Linked DNA regions of Homo sapiens: regions 1 and 2 are each linked to region 3. Evidence: chromatin loops called from intact Hi-C (ENCODE). Cell type or tissue: heart right ventricle. All regions are shown on one strand. Links, peaks and the distances in the headings refer to the core of each region. The heading gives the core; the rest is flanking DNA.

Region 1 (6,012 bases), core at 527-5,526, 250 kb after region 3:
AATTTTTGTATTTTTAGTAGAGACGGGGTTTCACCATGTTGGCCAGGCTGGTCTCAAACTCCTGAGCTCGTGACCTGCCTACCTCAGCCTCCCAAAGTGCTGGGATTACAGGCATGAGCCACCACACCTGGCCATCATGTTCTTTATTAACCATGACATTATAAAAATGCAATTGCTCACCAGGTGCAGTGGCTCATGCCTGTAATTCCAGCACTTGGGGAGGCCAACATAGGAAAACTGCTTGAGCCCAGAAGTTTGAGCCCAGCCTGGGCAACATAGTGAGACCCCGTCTATACAAAAAAATAAAAAATGAGCCAGGTATGGTGGTGCACACCTGTAGTTTCAGCTATTTGGGAGGCTGAAGTGGGAGATCATTTGAGCCTAAGAGGTCAGGGATGCAGTAAGCCATGATCATGCCTCTGCACTCCAGCCTGAGTGACAGAGCAAATCCCCATCTCAAAAACAAAATAAAACCAAAAAAAGAAAACAGCAATTGCTCAACAACCACCTCTCTTAAATGGAAATCAATGAAAATGAAAAGGGAAGGGAAGAAGCAACTAAAGTAGGCCTGTGGAGGAAGAAAGAGGGAAGGTCAAAGGGAAGGTTGGAAATCAGACTAGCAGGGTGAAAATAACCAGGGGAAGAAAAGACAGCCTAGGGCAGCCTGCAGCTGGTGGATTTTCAAGCTGTGCAATTGCAACACTCCTGATCAGGGCATGGCTTGAAGATATTCCTGATGCAGGGCCCATTAACACTGACTGGGCTGGAATTACCTGTGCAGACAGGCTGGAGGAAAGGAGCAGTGGTGTTTGTTTAAGGAATGTACTTGGAAGACAGGAGATGTAGTTAACTAGATGAGCATCACAGCACCTGGCCTCTTCTTCCCAACACACACATAACTTCACCAGAGAAACCATTCTCTATGTGACCCTCCTCATTTTCAGAAGAAAATGGCTTCATAAGAAGATCAGGGCTGGGTACAGTGGCCCAAGCCTGTAATTCCAACACTCTGGGAGGCCAAGGCAGGAAGATCGCTTTAGGCCAGGAGTTTGAGACCAGCCTGGGCACTATAGCAAGATCCTGTCTCTACAAAACAATAAAAAGGAGTTGGGAGTGGTGGCATGCCCCTGTAGTCCAAAATACTCTGGAGGCTGAAATGGGAAGATCACCGGAGCCCAGGGATTCAAGGTTACAGTGAGCTATGATCACACCACTGCACGTCAGCCTCGGTGACAAAGTAAAACCCTGTCTCTAAAAAGAAAAAAGGAAAGATTAAGGATTGGAAAGCAATGATGAGAAATATATCATCAAGAATACTGACAGTCCAAGACTGGGAAGGGCATTTCCAGTAGCCCTTCAATTATGATGGAAGAAGCCTTTCAGGGATCTGATAGTGGGTGTCTAAGCAGACATCCCCATCTTTATAAAATAGTGGTTAAATGTGTAGGCTTTGAAGTCATGCAGACCTGGAGACAGACTGCTGTGCTTGGAATATTTCCTGGCCTTTCTACTGGCTGCTTATATGAACTATGGGAAGTTTCCTGACCTCCCTGGGCCTCAGTTTCCTCTCTAGTACATATCTCACAAGGATATTGTGTGGGCTGAACAAGATAATGCACCTAACCAGCTCAGCATAACATCAAGTCTCTAGAAGGTATTTCATGATATAAACTATTTCCTGAGGGAGAAAAGTCAGAAGATGTTGTTGAATATTAAGATGATGTTTGGAGGATTTGCACTGCCTTAGTTTAGCCACTGAAATGACAATACTAAACTAACTCATCATTGTTGAGGGCTGATTCACGTCTCAGGCACTGCTGTAGGTACTGGGAACACTTTTTTCTTATTTATTTATTTAGTTTTATTTTATTTTTATTTATTTATTTTTTGAGACAGAGGCTTGCTCTGTTGCCCAGGCTGGAGTGCAGTGGCACAATCTTGGCTCACTGCAACCTCTGCCTCCTGGGTTCAAGTGATACTTCCACTTCAGCTTCCCGAGTAGCTGGAATTACATACATGCACCACCATACCTGGCTAATTTTTGTATTTTTAGTAGTGACGGGGTCTCATCATGTTGGCCAGGCTTGTCTCGAACTCCTGACCTCAAGTGATCCTCCCACCTTGACCTCCCAAAGTGCTGTGATTACAGGTGTGAGCCACCATGCCCGGCCACTTTTTTCTTGTTTAATCCTCACAGCAAGTTTGCAATTATTAATTCCAAACAGAAGCTCAAGAAGGTTAAGTAGTTTGCCCAAGTTACATAGCTAGAAGGTACACAGGCCTGGATTCCAATTCACAAATGTATAAGACAGAAACTTTGTAAAGCATGAATTTGTTCCACTCTGGAGTCCACTGTGCAGGGAGGTTTCACACAGGTCTAACCTGAGGAATCAAACTGATTAAGGCATTTTCCTAACAGTTCAGCTACAGCTCTTCTGCTTAGTCAGGACTAGGACAAGCACTTGAGGCTTGTCCTAGGACAGCCCTGCTGCTGGCTCAAAGACAGGTCCCTACCTTTTCTATGTTCATATGAATGCAAACAAGCCAGCCAGTAGGACGGTCAGATTTAACAAATGCAAATACCGGAGGCCAATTAAATTTGAAAAATAGCTCTAACCACCAAATTTTTGTAACTTAATTTTTTAAAAAGCTGAATATAGGACATTTAAGGCATCCTGGAAAAAAAATCCATACAGGACACCAAGCAAAATCATTAAAACAGGACATGTCCTGTAGATTCAAGACACCCAGGAAACCTAGTTGCCAGGCCCCTGCTCAGGAGTAAGTAGCACAATAATAGATGTTTGAGAAACCCCACACCCTTGGAGATTGTAGGCTGAGCAAATGGGTGTCATATCCTTCCCATCCACAGAGAAGTTGGCCCTGCTTGATCCCAGAGCTTTCTTCAGACTGAAAACCTTCTAGGACAGGCCCAGTTTGGTCTGTAATCATGCACAGAATATATAGAAACTCCCCTGAAAGAGTTTAAGAAAACTCAAACTCTTGAGAAAACCTGAGAAACCTGAAAAACGCCTGAGAAAACCTTTTCTTTCTTCTTTTTATTTATTTAGAAATCTGTTACAATTTGGACTAAGTGGGCACAGTTTTAAAGGTTCTTAAAACAAACATTTGGGTTCCATCACATCTACATAACATTGGTCAAGAATCCATCCATCCATCAAATCTATTTGCAGCCAATCAAAATCTCAGTCCTTTAGGACTGTATTAAAATCCAGCGATCAACCTGTAGCCAAGGAGCTGAATATTCATAGAGAAAATCACATAAGCAAGCAGATTTATTTTATTTTAGAGTCATGATCACCATCTCACACGGACACTCAACGCTGCTATATTTCTCATAAATGTGCACTTCCATGTCACACAACTATTTGAGAAACCCTTTTCTAAAAGTAGTTTTTCTCTGGCCTAGAATTCTGGAGCTTGGTCAATGAGGACACCTAGAGGCCTATCTGGGTTAATGCAGGCAGGAGTTGCTGAGTCTGAATTCATACTTTAATTCAACACGAGGTGTACAAACAAGTTTCAGCAGCCCTGCAGAAAAAAGCAAACAAAACTTAATTTCTAATGCCCATCAACTCCATTTACTAGCTATGTCTTCTAGGGGAAGTAGCTTAAATTTTTAAAAATGTCACTTTTTATAAAGTGGAAATAATCGTAACAATCTCCTAAAATTTTAAGGATTCAACAAAATGATGTACTTCAGGAGCTTAGCACAGTGCCTGGGACAAAGTGAGCCCTTATAAATGTTTGTTGTCCTTATTGTTTCTAATGGGATACTACAAGGAAATGGAATATAAGAGGGTTAATAACATTTAACATTGTTTCATTTAAATATTAATTAAATTAAATACAAACATTAAATATTAATATTTAACAGTCATTGAGTGCCAAGGCCAGGCTTAGGGTTAAATGAGTGAGGTACCTGCCGAAGTGCAAATTTTAAGAGCGCACCCGAAAACGTGGTTGACAAGATAAATAATATTTCAATGCAGTCTTTTGAAAAAATCCAACTTCACGCAATTTTTTCCCATGATTAAAAAAATGTCACCCCAGCACAGTAGCTCACACCTGTAATCCCAGCACTATGGGAGGCTGAGGTGAGTGAATTGCTTGAGTGTAGGAGTTTGAGATCGGCCTGGGCAACATGGTGAAACCCCGTCTCTACAAAAAAAAACACAAAATTTAGCTGGGTGTGGTGATGTGCGCGTATGATCCCAGCTACTCAGGATGCTGGGGGAGGATCACTTGAGCCTGGGAGGTTGAGGCTGTAGTCAGCCGAAATCGTGCCACTGCACCCCAGCCTGGGTGATAGAGCCAGATCTTGTCTCAAAAATAAATAAAATTGAAAAAAGTCAAAATTTTATATAAATACGAGTTCAGTATTACCGATTTTTCCTTTTGCGTCAGACTCCAATATGACTCAGAACTGCACTGCACTGAGTTAACACTTCATCTTAAATAACCAGAGGAGATATCTTTCTCCCATCTGTAAAATAGACGCCCATTTTACAGATGGGAGGGGGAAAGCAAGCCTGGAGGAACTGCTCAGACACACTGCCCAAGGTCACATGATCAAGTAGAGGGTCAGAAATCAAGCCCAAATCAGAATAATTCTAAAGCTCATTCTTTCCCCTTTCTCTCTCACACATACCTGTCCTTCACCATGTGACTTAGGCTACAGTTTTTCTATTCCAGGGTGTAATTTTACCAGTGCTGTAATTAGATTTGCCAGGTGAGCAGATAAAAATTTAAAATGCCCAGTTAATGTTAAGCTGTGCTGGCGATGACATTTTCCCTGAATTAAATGTTAGAAAGATATCGTCACACTGCATTCTCAATTCCTTTGTTGTAGAGCATTCTCTGAACTATCAACCACAAAATCATAGTTGGATCTGATTTTTGACCTGACATCAAATGCTGCCTTTGTGGTTAACAGACTATCTAAAGCTTAACTAAATTACTGAGGTGGGGCTATCAACAAGCCATATGTAACAGTGTTTTTCACCATGTTATATATAATAACACAGTGGTCAGTCTGCATAATGCAGAGATCTAACTGATGAAGATCAGCTTTCCTTCTGTAGTTTAAAAAGTTTAGGCATGGGCTGGGTGTGATGGCTCACACCTGTAATCCCAGCACTATGGGAGGCCGAGGTGGGCGGATCACCTGAGGTCAGGAGTTCGAGACCAGCCTGACCAACATGGGGAAACCCCATCTCTACTAAAAATACAAAATTAGCAGGACATGGTGGTACATGCGTGTAATCCCAGCTACTCGGGAGGCTGAGGCAGGAGAATTGCTTAAACCCAGGAGACGGAGTTTGCAGTGAGCGGGGATCGCACCATTGCACTCCAGCCTGGGCAACAAGAGTGAAACTCCATCTCAAAAAGACTAACGAACAAAAAAATTAGGCATGCTTTCCATGGTGCATCCTACCCTTGTAATAAGATCCAGCTTCGATATCAGGAAGCAGAAGATAGAATGAAGGTTTTCCTTGGAAAAAAGCATGGATTCAAATGCATCGCATTCTAGTAATGTTTATTGATAAAAGAGTAAAATGTTCAGGCATTTATGCTTACATTGCTTCTCCTTTTTCTTCAACCATTATACCAAAGTTACTTTTTTTTTTTTTTTTTTTTTTTCTGAGACAAAGTCTGGCTCTGTCACCCAGGCTGGAGTGGTGCAATGGCACGATCTCGGCTCACTGCAACCTCCACCTCCCGGGTTCAAGCAATTCTCCTGCCTCAGCCTCCGGAGTAGCTGGGATTACAGGCATCCGCCACCATGGCCGGCTAATTTTTGTATTTTTAGTAGAGACAGCGTTTCACCATTTTGGCCAGGCTGGGCTCAAACTGCTGACCTCAGGTGATCCACCCACCTCGGCCTCCCAAAGTGCTGGGATTACAGGCCTGAGCCACCCCACCCAGCCAAGGTTACTGTGTTTCAAGATAACTAGATGTAACAAATGAAACATATCTGAGTTACTTCAA
Region 2 (6,012 bases), core at 527-5,526, 260 kb after region 3:
CATTCTCCCCAGAGCACAGCCTACCACTTTACATGGTCTACCAATTTCAGGATTTCTGGGATCTGTGTGTGAGTTCCTTTCCTAGTAGACTTCTCTCCTACGCTGCAAGCTCTTAGAAGTCAGGGCCCATGTGTTATCTATACATGTGTTCCACACAGAATTTAAAACCTACTTCCCTTTCCAGCAAGTGCTTATGGAATTGTGTAGTATATACATACTGCATTAGTTTGCTAGGGCTGTAAACAAAGAACCATAAACTGGGTGACTTAAACAACAGAAATGTATTATCTCACAGTTCTAGGGTCTGAGATCAAAGTATTGGCAGGGTCGGTTCTTCCGAAAACGTGAGGGAGAATCTGCTCCGTGCTTCTCTGTGCCAGCTCCTGGTGTTTTGCTGGCAATCTTTGGTGTTCTTTGGCTTTTGTAGAAGCGTCACCCGATCTTTATCATCATCTTCACATGGTGGTCTCCCTGTGTGGGTCTCAGTGTTCTTTTTTTTTTTTTTTTTTTTTTTGTAAAGACACAGCCATATAAAGATACAACCTGGCTCATGCCTGTAATCCCAACACTTTGGGAGGCCAAGGCGGGTGGATCACCTGAGGTCAGGAGATCGAGACAAGCCTGGCCAACATGGAGAAACCTTGTCTCTACTAAAATTACAAAAAATTAGCCAGGAGTGGTGGCATGCATTTGTAGTCCCAGCTACTCAGGAGGCTGAGGCAGGAGAATCGCTTGAACCCAGGAGGCTGAGGTTGCAGTGAGCCAAGATGGTGCCACTGTACTCCAGCCTGGGTGACAGAGCAAGACTCAGTCTCAAAAAAAAAAAAAAAAAAAAAAACCTAATTGGTTTAGGGCTCATCCTAATGACTTCATTTTAATGTGATTATATCTATAAAAACCTAATTTCCAAATAAGGTCACATTCTGAGATACCGGGGTTAGGAATCCAACAGATCTTTTGTGGGGACACAAATCAACTATAATACACACCAAATGAAGAGGAAAATTTGTCCAAATCTGAAGGCAATTTAGAATTCTGAAATAAAATTATGCACTAACAGACACAGACACAGAGAGAAAATGAGTCATTTGACTATGGATGCAGCTATTGGAGTAACACATCCACAAGCCAAGGATGCAAGGATTGTCAGAAGCCACCGAAAACTAGGAAAGAGAGGCGTGGAGCATGTTTTTCTTTTTAGCTTCTAGAAGGGATCAACCCTGCCCACATCTTGATTTTGAACTTCTGGCCCCAAAATGCTGAGAGAATAAATTTCTCTTTCATCTCTCTCTCTCTCTCTATCGAGAGAGACTAACATGTTCTGGTTGTTTTAAAAATCTCTACTCAGCAGAGATTCTTGAGGGGAAGGACTCGGGGAGGTAAAGTCTTATTCAAAATTACCCTGAATAATGACATTGAAGTAATGATAGCTCTACTAGATCAGGATATTGACTGTTGAGAACAGAGTATTAATCAGATGTTCTCTCTTTTCCTGTTTTCGTAATAGCATTTCTCAGGTTTTATTATACTTCTGTAGCCCAGTGTTTGTCAACATGGAGCTCTCCAGTCACTCAATCACCTGCCCCAGAAATGGCTGTTAAAAATGAAGATTCCTGACCCCTTCCCCACACCCACAGGATCAGAATTTCTGAGCTAGGAATGCTGGGGCCCTGCACATGAGCAGGTGTCTCTGGTGACTCTACTGCATGCCGAGAACCCCTGATGTAGCTCCTTGCTGCTCAGAGTGTGGTACAAGGACCAGCTGCAAGCACCCCCGGGAGCTGCTTAGAAAGGCAGTGTTCCAGGTCCCAGCCAGGACTACCAAATCACAATCTTCACCTGCACAGGATCCTCAGCTGATGCTTAGGCACATTAAAGTCTGAGAAGCCCTGCTCTAATACCTTTCCCTCACGCCACAGTAAAGTAGGAGAGTAATTGTTAAGAAGGCACGCTGACTCCCCACTCCTGTCTCCACAGAGGGACTGAAGCTAGACCAGTGTATGTTATATCCATCTAAGAAGACTTTTTAAAAACATATTGTAATTGGCCCACCCTACGATGTGCCAACTAAATAAGAATATTCATGCCAGGTGTGGTAGCTCACACCTGGAATCCCAGAACTCTGGGAGGCTGAGGAGGGAGGATTGCTTGAGGCCAGAACTTTGAGACCAGCCTGGACAACATGGAAAAACCCCATCTCTGAAAAAAAAAAAAAATTAGCCTGGCATGGTGGTGCATGCCTGTAGTCCCAGCTACTCCAGAGGCCGAGGTGGGAGGATAGCTTGAGACCAGGAGGTTGAGGCTGTAGTGAGCCATGATTGTGCCACTGCACTCCAGCCTGGGTGACAGAGTGAGACCTTGTCTCAAAATAAATAATAATAATAATAATACTATATGAGGGTGAACCCAATTATTGATTTTTTTTCGTTCCCAGGTGATACTTTAATAATATGCAGCGTGAGGCAGGAGAACCGCAGAGCTCTCTCTGGCCCCTCCCCGCCTCTTCCCCTTGTCAGAGAATCCTCTTCTGCCTCTTTCAATCAGCCTGGCTGCAGAGAGGACGCATTTTCGTGAGCTCCCCAGCCCCGGGGTTAACTGAGCTTGGTGGTTCCTACCAACAAGAATGCTGAGAGAGCCCTGCCATTGTCTGGAGCTGCTTGTGAAATTCCAGGTAGTGTCGGTGAACCCCAACCCTTCACCTGGGGACCCTGGGAACATGGAGATCCTGACGTACCAGGTCTGGAATACAGACAAGGCCCAGGGCATGCTGGCGAGGAGTGGGCTTCTAAACTGTCCCACAGACCTTGCTTTTAGCTGCTCTTCATGCTATATATACTTTGGACTCCCATGTGACATCTCTGTCCTTTTTCTGAAGTTGGGTGGAAAGAGGGGTATTATTTATTGGGGAAATCATAAAATTTTAGTAACCTAACTTGTTCCCACCTTTGTTCACAAATACTAATAAAGTGGCTATATAGTCAATCTAGGGGCCAACTCCAGGTGACAGTGATTCCTCTTCCTCTTAGAACTGGCTTCCCACAAACCCAAGGGATCCCACTCTCCTGGCCAAATCTTGAAGTTGGTAGAACACAGGAGCTCTAGAGTCAGGCCGTGTGGCCAAAGACCAGCTTTTACACTCATTAACAACTGGGCTTCTCTAAACCTCAGTTTTCTCCCCTCACTTCAAAGCGTTAACTTGCAGATTAAAGGAGATAATGTGTATGAGATGCATAGCCCAGGGAAAGGCCAGTTGTTAACATTCATTACGTGCTAGTGGTGGTGATAGTGATTTTGCTCTTTCTTGACCTGATACCGCTGGATGTCGTGGATGGATCCAGGAGTGGTAGATGCCTGACCCAAACTGGGGCAATCATGTCCCCTCTTGGAAATCTGAAATTGGGAAGTGAAAGTTTCAGAGACTGGGTTATCAAAATAGCTGCATTTGAATCTTGCTACTCAAATTGCTGTCAGGGTCAGTGGCATCAACTCACCTGGGGGCTTGTTACATGATCTATAATCCCAGACCTATTGAATGATGATGTGCCTGTTTAACAAGGTCTCCAGGTGATTCGTATGCAGTTACAGCTCGAGACTCACTTAGAGGAAAGTCTGTGATCTTCTTGGAAGGCAGTCATTGCTTCCTTTGCATCCTCACACCTGCATGTACAGATACAGTTTTTTATAAAATACCCCCAACCAGTATCTTCTTTTCTTTATGCTTCAGCTAGCTCTAGTTGGTTTCTGCTATTTTCCAGTCCTAAATCTCAATAGCACTGCAGGTTATATCCAAGAAAACTTGAAGGATGCTGTTGCTTTTCCATTGTCTTCTACAATGAAGATGAATCTAGAATCAGAGGAGAAGTTAGGTTCTAAAGTCAGCCCATAAGATGAAAATTGTGTCTTGTCAAAATTGTGCCAGAAAATCTATTAGATATGTGCTACATTAAAGAGCGATATGCCCTCTTTCATTAAGTCCAGCACAACTGACTTTGGAATACGTTGATTCTTCATTTGAGTCCCAGATGAAGTAGACTTTCTTTCATGACCATGTTGTATGAAAAGTACATATTTTTAAACCCTGGACTCATGCTCTTCTGCAACATCACACAATGGAAACTATGAAAATCCATGTGTATTTCCCAGATCACATCAACTCTGGGACATAAACTCACTGAGTGAAATGGCAACCAGGATCACTTGTACAGTTTAGTTATTTTTCTTTCTCTCTGTCTTTCTCTGTTTCTCTCTCTCTGTCTCTAGCATGTAGAGTTGACTTTTTACAAATGAAATATGAGCATGTTATGACTCTAGGTATATTTGTTCTTAAACTTTTTGTATATGTAGCATGCTCTCCAATTCTAGCATTTTTGGCAACCACTAAAATGTATCAAAAGCTCTATGCATTGTGACAAACCAGAAATGATTACCACGTGGCCACTGCTGCAGCACAATGATGCTCACCTCTAAAAGCAGCCACAGTTATCCCTCTCTTGGCTTGTTTTCTGATTTGATGTTTATGACTCCTCTCCATTCTCCCAGCAATTGTATCCCATGTTTTGCCATGTCATTATAACAGATATCAACATCGAACAGGTTTCACTATAAACCATGCATGCCCTCAGTCATAGCAAATGTAAGCTGTAGATACTGATCAAAATTTGGTGACACACTTGTAATATGTTTAGGTTTCCAGCCCCTAGAAATTAATAAAGGCTCTCTACAATAGTAAACAAGCCAGCAAGGTGCTGAAGCAACTGGAATGAGGTGCTCAACACCTCACCCGTATGCATCTTCCAACACTGTCTTTCCAAGATGTCGGTGGCTCTAAATCACTTTTCTACTTAAAAATGCCACAGCATAGATGAACCTTGACAATGTTTTGCAAAATGAAATAAAACAAATACAGAAGAACAAATGCTGTAGGATTCACTTACATGAAACATCTAAAATAGGCAAATTCAGCCAGGCATGGTGGCAAACACCTTTAATCCTAGCACTTTGGGAGGCTGAGGAGGAAGGATCGCTTTAGTGCAAGAGTTCAAGACAAGTCTGGGCAACAAGGGGAGATCTCATCTCTGCAAAAAATTTTAAAAATTAGCCAGGCATGATGGCACATTCCTGTAGCCCCAGATACTTGAGAGGTTAAGGTGGGAGGATCACTTGAGTCCAGGAGGTCAAGGCTGCAGTGAGCTGTGATTGTGCCACTGCAGTACAGGCTGGGAGACAGCGCAAAACCCTGTCTCCAAAGGAAAAAAAAACAAAAAGCAAATTAATGGAGACAAAAAGTGGGTTAGAGGTTACTAGGGACTCAGGGAAGAGAGAGAATAGGGAGTTACTGCTCTGGGGTGATGAAAAGGTTTTGGAAAAAGATTGTGGTGATGGTTGGATTACATTGTGAGTGTAATTAGTGTACAGAATTGTATATTTAAAAATGGTTAAAATGGCAAATTTTATGTAACACATATTTTACTGCAATTTTTAAATTGGAAAAAAAATGGTTCTTTACTCTCTAGATCACCAGGCCTGAATACTTAAAGTCTCCATATTCTAGCCCACCTTACTGCTTAATGTCCAAGGACCACAGTCCACCCCATCAAAAACTCTCCTCTTGTCTCCAACACAGCCATGCCCATGTAAGTGTGTTCAAACGCATCACGTATTCATTCTTATTTCCTTGGTTTGTCACATGTTGTTTGTGTGCTTATTAAATGTCTATTGATTACCTATAATGTGCTAAGCAGTGGCAATACCACAGTCTCAGACACAGGCTCCATCTCCTCGGAGTTTACAGCTTAGTCAGGGACTACGTCACACAGATAGGTAATTGTAACATAGCACAAAGTGATATGATTAGGGACACAATAGACATCTGGGCATGGGAAACCAATAGGTGAAGTCAAGGAAGGGAACTCTGACTCTGTGCGTGTGTATGCACATGCTCAAGGTTGCTGTTATCTTGTTAAATATGATAAAAAGGAGATGTACAATCATGAGTGGTTTAACGGTAGGAAT
Region 3 (6,012 bases), core at 667-5,666:
TAAAGCAGCACCTTGATTATTTCCTGTTTGAGGTCTTTTGAAGTAGGTATTGTGTGTTTTGTGCAAGCTCTTATGATTTTATTCAGGCAGGCATCTGTTACCTGCAACCACTTTTCTCCTCTAGAAGCACTCTCTCCCTATAGATGAAATGCAGCTGTATGATATTTTCTAGTTTCCTTCTGGAGATGGGAACATATGTGTTTTGAGGAACATGCCATATGCACGTCTTTTCTCCAAGCCAGCATCATCCTTAGTAAGAATAAATGAAATTCAACAAAACATCCCAGAATCGAGAAATTCCAGAAGGTTCCAAATCCCCAAAGGCATGGAATGACATTAATGTAAACAAAAGAAAATAAGCAAATAGAAATTTCTCTCCACTTTTTTCTTACATCTCTGAGAAACACGTAGGAGCCGTTTACACCATTTTCTTCTTGCCCGCACTTCTCTGCAGCTCCCGGCATAGGAGATGCAGGGTTGTATTGTCTTCATTCTGCTGCTTTGTGAAACGCTGCACATCTTTTGGACGTGTGGTGAATGCGTCACATTCCCTTGAGATTAATGAGGCAATCAAGTCAAACTCTAAAGCTAGGGAAAGAGGAAAATGGGAAACCTTGCTAATTCAAGCATCTTGCATATTTATTTCTATCTTAAAGCCACTGCTAGGATTTAATGACATTTGAGGGAGCCTGGTTATGAAATGGGGTTACTGTGATTTGTGACTATGGGCAGGTACCGTTCTGAGAGAGGCACTATAGTGGGAAAGTATTTGAGAAGAATTAGTAAGAACATTTAGTGTGCCTAATTGCATTCAGTCAGGACAGTAAAATAAAGGGAGAGATACAGTTCAAGGTTTATAGATCTGGCTCTAACATCAAGACGGCCTGGGGTCAAGTCCAGGCTAAGTGACCTTGAGGAAATCACTACTCTGTGCCTCGTTTCTTTAACTGTAAAATGGAGATAATCAGGATAATGCCTACATTATAGAGTCATTGAGAGATTAAATGAAGTTATAATACATGTAAGCACTTGGCTCATTCATGCTCAATAAATACTAATGATTACTTTCATCCATATTAATGACTAGTTTTATGTGTTAGTCTAGTTGAGCATCTTTAATCCCGTCGTTCAACAAACCTGACTCTTATGCCTACTATACATTAGGCACTGTGCTGCGTATCAAGAGTATAGCAATGAACCATTATCATAGACAATGGAATTACTGCAATAGAGGTATGAATAGACTACAGCAGTGGGACAAAAGAGGAAACCATGATAACTCAGAGACCCATCGGTGATAATAGGTAACCACAGAGAAGGTTTGATTTCATGCCTGGTGCGTGTGAAGCTTCCCACCCAACTTCAAGGAACTGGGAACAAAGTGGAGCTTCTCGTCTCAAAAAAAAAAAAAAAAAAAAAAAAAAAAAGTGGAGCTTCTCATTGGAATTCTCTTAGGTCTCCTCTGACTGCCCATTCATCCACTCAGAGGCCCCAGCTTTAGCACTCAACATGACGAATTAACCCTTTCCAATGGTAAAACTTGAAATTAGTCTTTTCGCTCATTCAAGTTCTGCATCTCTTAGATAACCTAAGTAAATTAATGGGTAGGAAAGAATGAATGCTTTGTAAATGTGCATTATGTTACAATACAGCCATTTGTGTTTTAAACAGAAACTCAGCCAAATGAAATTCTCTTTGGCCTCTACAGGGAAGAACTTTGAGCAAGTGACTGTCTTACTTCCCTTGGATACTTGAAGCAGCCCATATTCCACCTTTATCTCTTCTTCCTCCTGCTTCTACCTACTTTCGGTCCCCTCTGCTCTCACTAACTTTAGGGTTATCAAAAGAATAGCAATCAGTAAAATAAAATCAGACTTCTGAAAGTTGACCAGTCCACCACATAGTCTGACTCCAGTAACAACTGTTGATTTCCAGGCACCCTTTTCCTGTGACATCAAGTGTCCTCAGTTTATCTTTCTTCTATTCTAATTCAAAAGGTCTATTGAATCTGCATCTCAGTCTTGTAAAGCAGTTAGCTTGGGTTGTGGGGCCAGAATTCCTGGGTTCAAACCTGGCTCTACCAGCTACCAACTGGAAGACCTTGTATAATTTTCTTAATCCCTCTCTGCCTTATTTGATAAATGGGCATAATAAATGGACCCACCTCCTAGGGTTTTTGAGCACATTAATAAATTTATAGATGAAAAGTGCTGAAAGTAGTGCTTGGCACATAGTGAGCACTCAATAAATGTTACCTGTTTTTACTGTCATCTAGAAAGAAATGCAATTTCTAGCTAGATTAGCAAGTGGGTAATATTCCTGCTGTATTTCTGAACACTCAGCCACTTATTTTTGCAATTGGGCTTCAGAACAATAAAACTTAAAAATCACTCAGTCAGGAGTTTGTTCTGATTTGATATAGATAATTGTTCAAAAGCAAGGACCTCGGAAATCTTCCACTTTAAGAAGTGCGTGGTGAAACTAGATTGGAGGCTATATCATTAACTGGAATCCCAATGTGAATTATATTATAACCACGTCCCTAGGCAGTTATCCAGGATATTGTAAATTACTCACTACTTTATTCGATGAACTTCTTAAAAGTTTCCCTAGACAGGAGATCAGGGTCAGCTTTGGAACTGGAGACTTTGTTCATTAGTGAAATATTTTTATGAAGTCGGGAGACAGAACATTTCTGATTCCTCATGCTTCTGACAAAGAGATTTACCCTGCTGAAGGATGGAGCCTGGGGTGATTCATATCCTGTAGGATGAAAAACATAACTCAGAAACTCAATGCTGTCAGCTTCTCCCTCTCTATCCCAGGTTTAAATTGTATTGCCTAGATACATTTATAATCATCCAGGTGTACCTTGCTTCAGACTGAAGTGTGGGTGGTTAATTGTATTTTTGTGAGTTGAGTCATATTTGTAAATACTCTCAGGACAATGAAAATTTAAAAGAGTCCTAACTTAAACCTTCTTCAATTTTGAGAAACAACAGAGAATGGACAGCATTAGTTGCAAATTGGTGACTTACAGTTAGAATACCATATGAATTAGTAGCCACCATGTAGAAAATTAGGATAGTTCAGGTACAAATCTGGATAAATTGTTCTGATGTGTTTTGTTTTTAAATCAGAGTTTTGGCACCACTGGGCCATCATTATCACTTGGCACCATTCAGGGCTGAATGGCGGTGTCCCCACTTCAATCAGGGATGCCATCTCTAGTTTGCCACAGGAGAATACGGCCCATGGGACTCATGGATTTCACTTGGCTGACCCCTTATGGCTTACAGCCCCTCTTCTATAGGCCAGGTACAAATTTTCAAACTTCAATTTGTTTAAAGTAGTGTTTTCCATTGTAATTAAAAATATTGTTCTTGAGACCTGAGATGGGAGGATTCCTTGAGCCCAGGAGTCAGAGGCTGCAATGAGCTGTCATCATACCTCCAGATTCCAGCCTGGGCAACAGAGCAAGACCCTGTCTCAAATATATATATATATATATATATATATATATATATATATATATATATATTTATTTATTTATTTATTTATATATTTCTTTTTTTCCCTTGTTCCATAACCTTTCAGGCATTACTTTTATTAAGAGAAGATGCTGAACCCGTAGGTAAAATATTCTATTTTCCTTCCTTCCTCTCAATGGCCGTTTCTGGGCCATGCCTGTGCCATCAGAGGGCATCAGTTTGACAGTCTGCCCCTAGGTGGAGCACTTTTCCAGAAACAGCTTGTACAGGTCTTGCAAACTACATACACGTTCATACACTCACATACACTCACGTACTCACACACATATTCACACTCGCTCATGCACAGACATGCTCACCCTCATACTCATACTCACACACGCATTCCTACATTTACACTTATCCATTACACTCACGCAGATATTCACACGCTTACCCCTGCATTCACACACTCACTCTTAGGCACAGGAGTGCCAGTAGTATCTGGAGACTTAGTGGAATTTCAGAGCTGATATCGGACCTGCTTTTGGAACTTGAAATTGGCCCGAGTGTCCTGAAGGAGAGGAATAGTCAGGAGCAAGAGATGGGCTCAGAGAGGAAGGTACCAACGAAAGTTAACCTTTGTTACTTTGTCCTTTTGCTTCACAGTCTGAGGGAAGCAAGCCAGGGGTCTGTTCTGTGCACTAGGAAATTGTGTTTGTTGTCAGGAAATCTGAGCCATTTGAGGAAAGGGTGGAGTTCTTGTTGGCATTGCTGGGGGTTCTGAGGATCCTGAAAGTGGAAGAACCCATATGACCAGGAGAAACCCCATTTCAGACCAGCTTAAACCATAAGAGCTGCTTATTGGCTCATGTAACTGAGAACCTGAAGGGTTCTAACTTCAAGTGCAGTTGAAGAGGCTGCCAGTGTTCTCTGAATTCTCTCTACTCTGCTTTCCCCACATGTGGGCTTTGTTGTCAGATTTTCTTCCTTTTTAGTACCAAGAATGGCTGTGGCAGTTTAGTCCTCACATCTGAGCTTTCTATATGCAGAGAAGAGAGGGTACCTTTATCCTAGATTTCCAAGCAATAGCCCTGAGATTCCCTCTGTTGGACTGGCTTCTGTCCCAGGTCCCCTCACATGCCAATTGGTTTATGCCAATTAGGTTTTCCCCTGAAGTGGAGGTTAGCACCTGGGTTGTGTGAGGGAGGGGTGGATAATGTATAAAAATCGAGATTTTTCTCAGCTAGAAGAATGAGGGTGAATGCTGGTGGCCACTATGCCATCTGGCCAACCCCTTGGCAGTCCAGAGGTGACTGGGAAGTAGCTCATTGTGTTCCTGATGCCTTATGAGGACAGATGATGCACTAATACTCCTTCTACTGGGTCATTGTAAGCTTTCTGTGGTGCACACAGAGAAATGGGACCATGCCTAGGAATCTCCTGGTTGTATGAGTTTCCAATTGAAATGAATTCTTGTTGGAAATGTCTCAACAGCCGAGTGGATTTGCTTCTCCAACTCAAAGAGAGAAGTTCAGGCATCTAGCTCTAGGGTAAAGACTGAGCCGGAATCCGCTAGTAACCTCTGCCTTCTTCCCTTTTGCATTCACACATTCAGCACAAAGAAGTGCTGAACCAAGCAATGCCAGTTTTCTGCTGAGACTGAGTAGTGGAATGACTACAGGCTCCCTTTCCTGAAAACTCACTGTGAGCCAAGAACTGGCCTTTTAGACACTCTGCATATATTCCTCACGAACAACCTCAGGATGGAAGTGTTTTTCTCTCTATTTTACAGATGCCAAGCCAAGCCTTAAGGTGGTTAAATAATTCCTCCAAGATTATAAGGTGGGTAAGTGCAGAGCTGGGATTTTACCCCAGGTTGATAGAATCTGACTTCAAACCTGAGTTTCTCACTGGCCTCTCTAAAAAACACACTCTAAGCAGTGGTCCCCAGGTGCAACTTGGGAGTGAGCCCTCCAGTCGTCGACTCTTCCCTGCTTGAAATTCCTCCCACTGGCGCCATCCCTGCTCTAAGGTGGCTCTGGTCCCCTGCCAGGACTCCACGCAACTATCTCCAAATGCTGCTGGCTCCAGCTCAGCAGAGCTGCCCTTGTTTATTGTCCACCCCCCACTCCCCCTACCAAGCCCTGCCTGCCCAGGCAGTGCAACAAGCCCTGAGTCCTTTTTATGATATCATTTTCCTGTTTTACAGCATTTTCCACTCAAAACTTACAGGTCCCACGTTCTGCTCCATCACAGTCCTGCTCTCTCTTAACTAATATGTTCTCCAAGTGCTGGTGGGTTATTGGATTAAGTGTTCTGTGGAGACGGCTTTACTTTTCAACAAGGGCTTTCTGGAGAAAGCGTCAATTGGCGGAACTTTCAGACTAGCAAGATGATGCCTTTGGGGGCACTTGGCTCTTGAACCACACTTGATAGGCAGCAGCCTCTTGGTTGCATGTGGAGGAGCTTATGATTGCATTACAGACTATTAATTGAAAAGAACCTTTCAGGCCTCATGACTTCAGGATTCTTCATCACT

The links. Hi-C counts contacts between places; a loop is a spot of excess contacts. Peaks named below come from ENCODE experiments on the same cell type or tissue, not always from the same donor. Only the 100,000 strongest peaks of a DNase experiment are listed, where the experiment ranks them.
Region 1: it touches region 3 in a loop (5-fold over the local background); 93 of 110 quality-filtered maps call a loop at or near these places.
Region 2: it touches region 3 in a loop (4-fold over the local background); 93 of 110 quality-filtered maps call a loop at or near these places.

What each region holds. Positions count from the first base shown.
Region 1 is chr3:69,159,232-69,165,243 of GRCh38, reverse strand. No RefSeq gene overlaps it. Among named protein-coding and RNA genes, the nearest start is that of LMOD3, 40 kb to the right of the region's middle. In heart right ventricle, for the core only: CTCF peaks have their summits at 3,260 and 3,463; no DNase peak of the experiment used is centred there.
Region 2 is chr3:69,151,426-69,157,437 of GRCh38, reverse strand. No RefSeq gene overlaps it. Among named protein-coding and RNA genes, the nearest start is that of LMOD3, 32 kb to the right of the region's middle. In heart right ventricle, for the core only: no CTCF peak of the experiment used is centred there; no DNase peak of the experiment used is centred there; H3K27me3 peaks cover 311 bases.
Region 3 is chr3:69,408,256-69,414,267 of GRCh38, reverse strand. It overlaps a transcript of FRMD4B not described here. Among named protein-coding and RNA genes, the nearest start is that of FRMD4B, 25 kb to the right of the region's middle. In heart right ventricle, for the core only: a CTCF peak has its summit at 3,733 (motif pointing right); a DNase peak (open chromatin) is centred at 3,737; H3K4me3 peaks cover 614 bases; H3K27ac peaks cover 1,501 bases.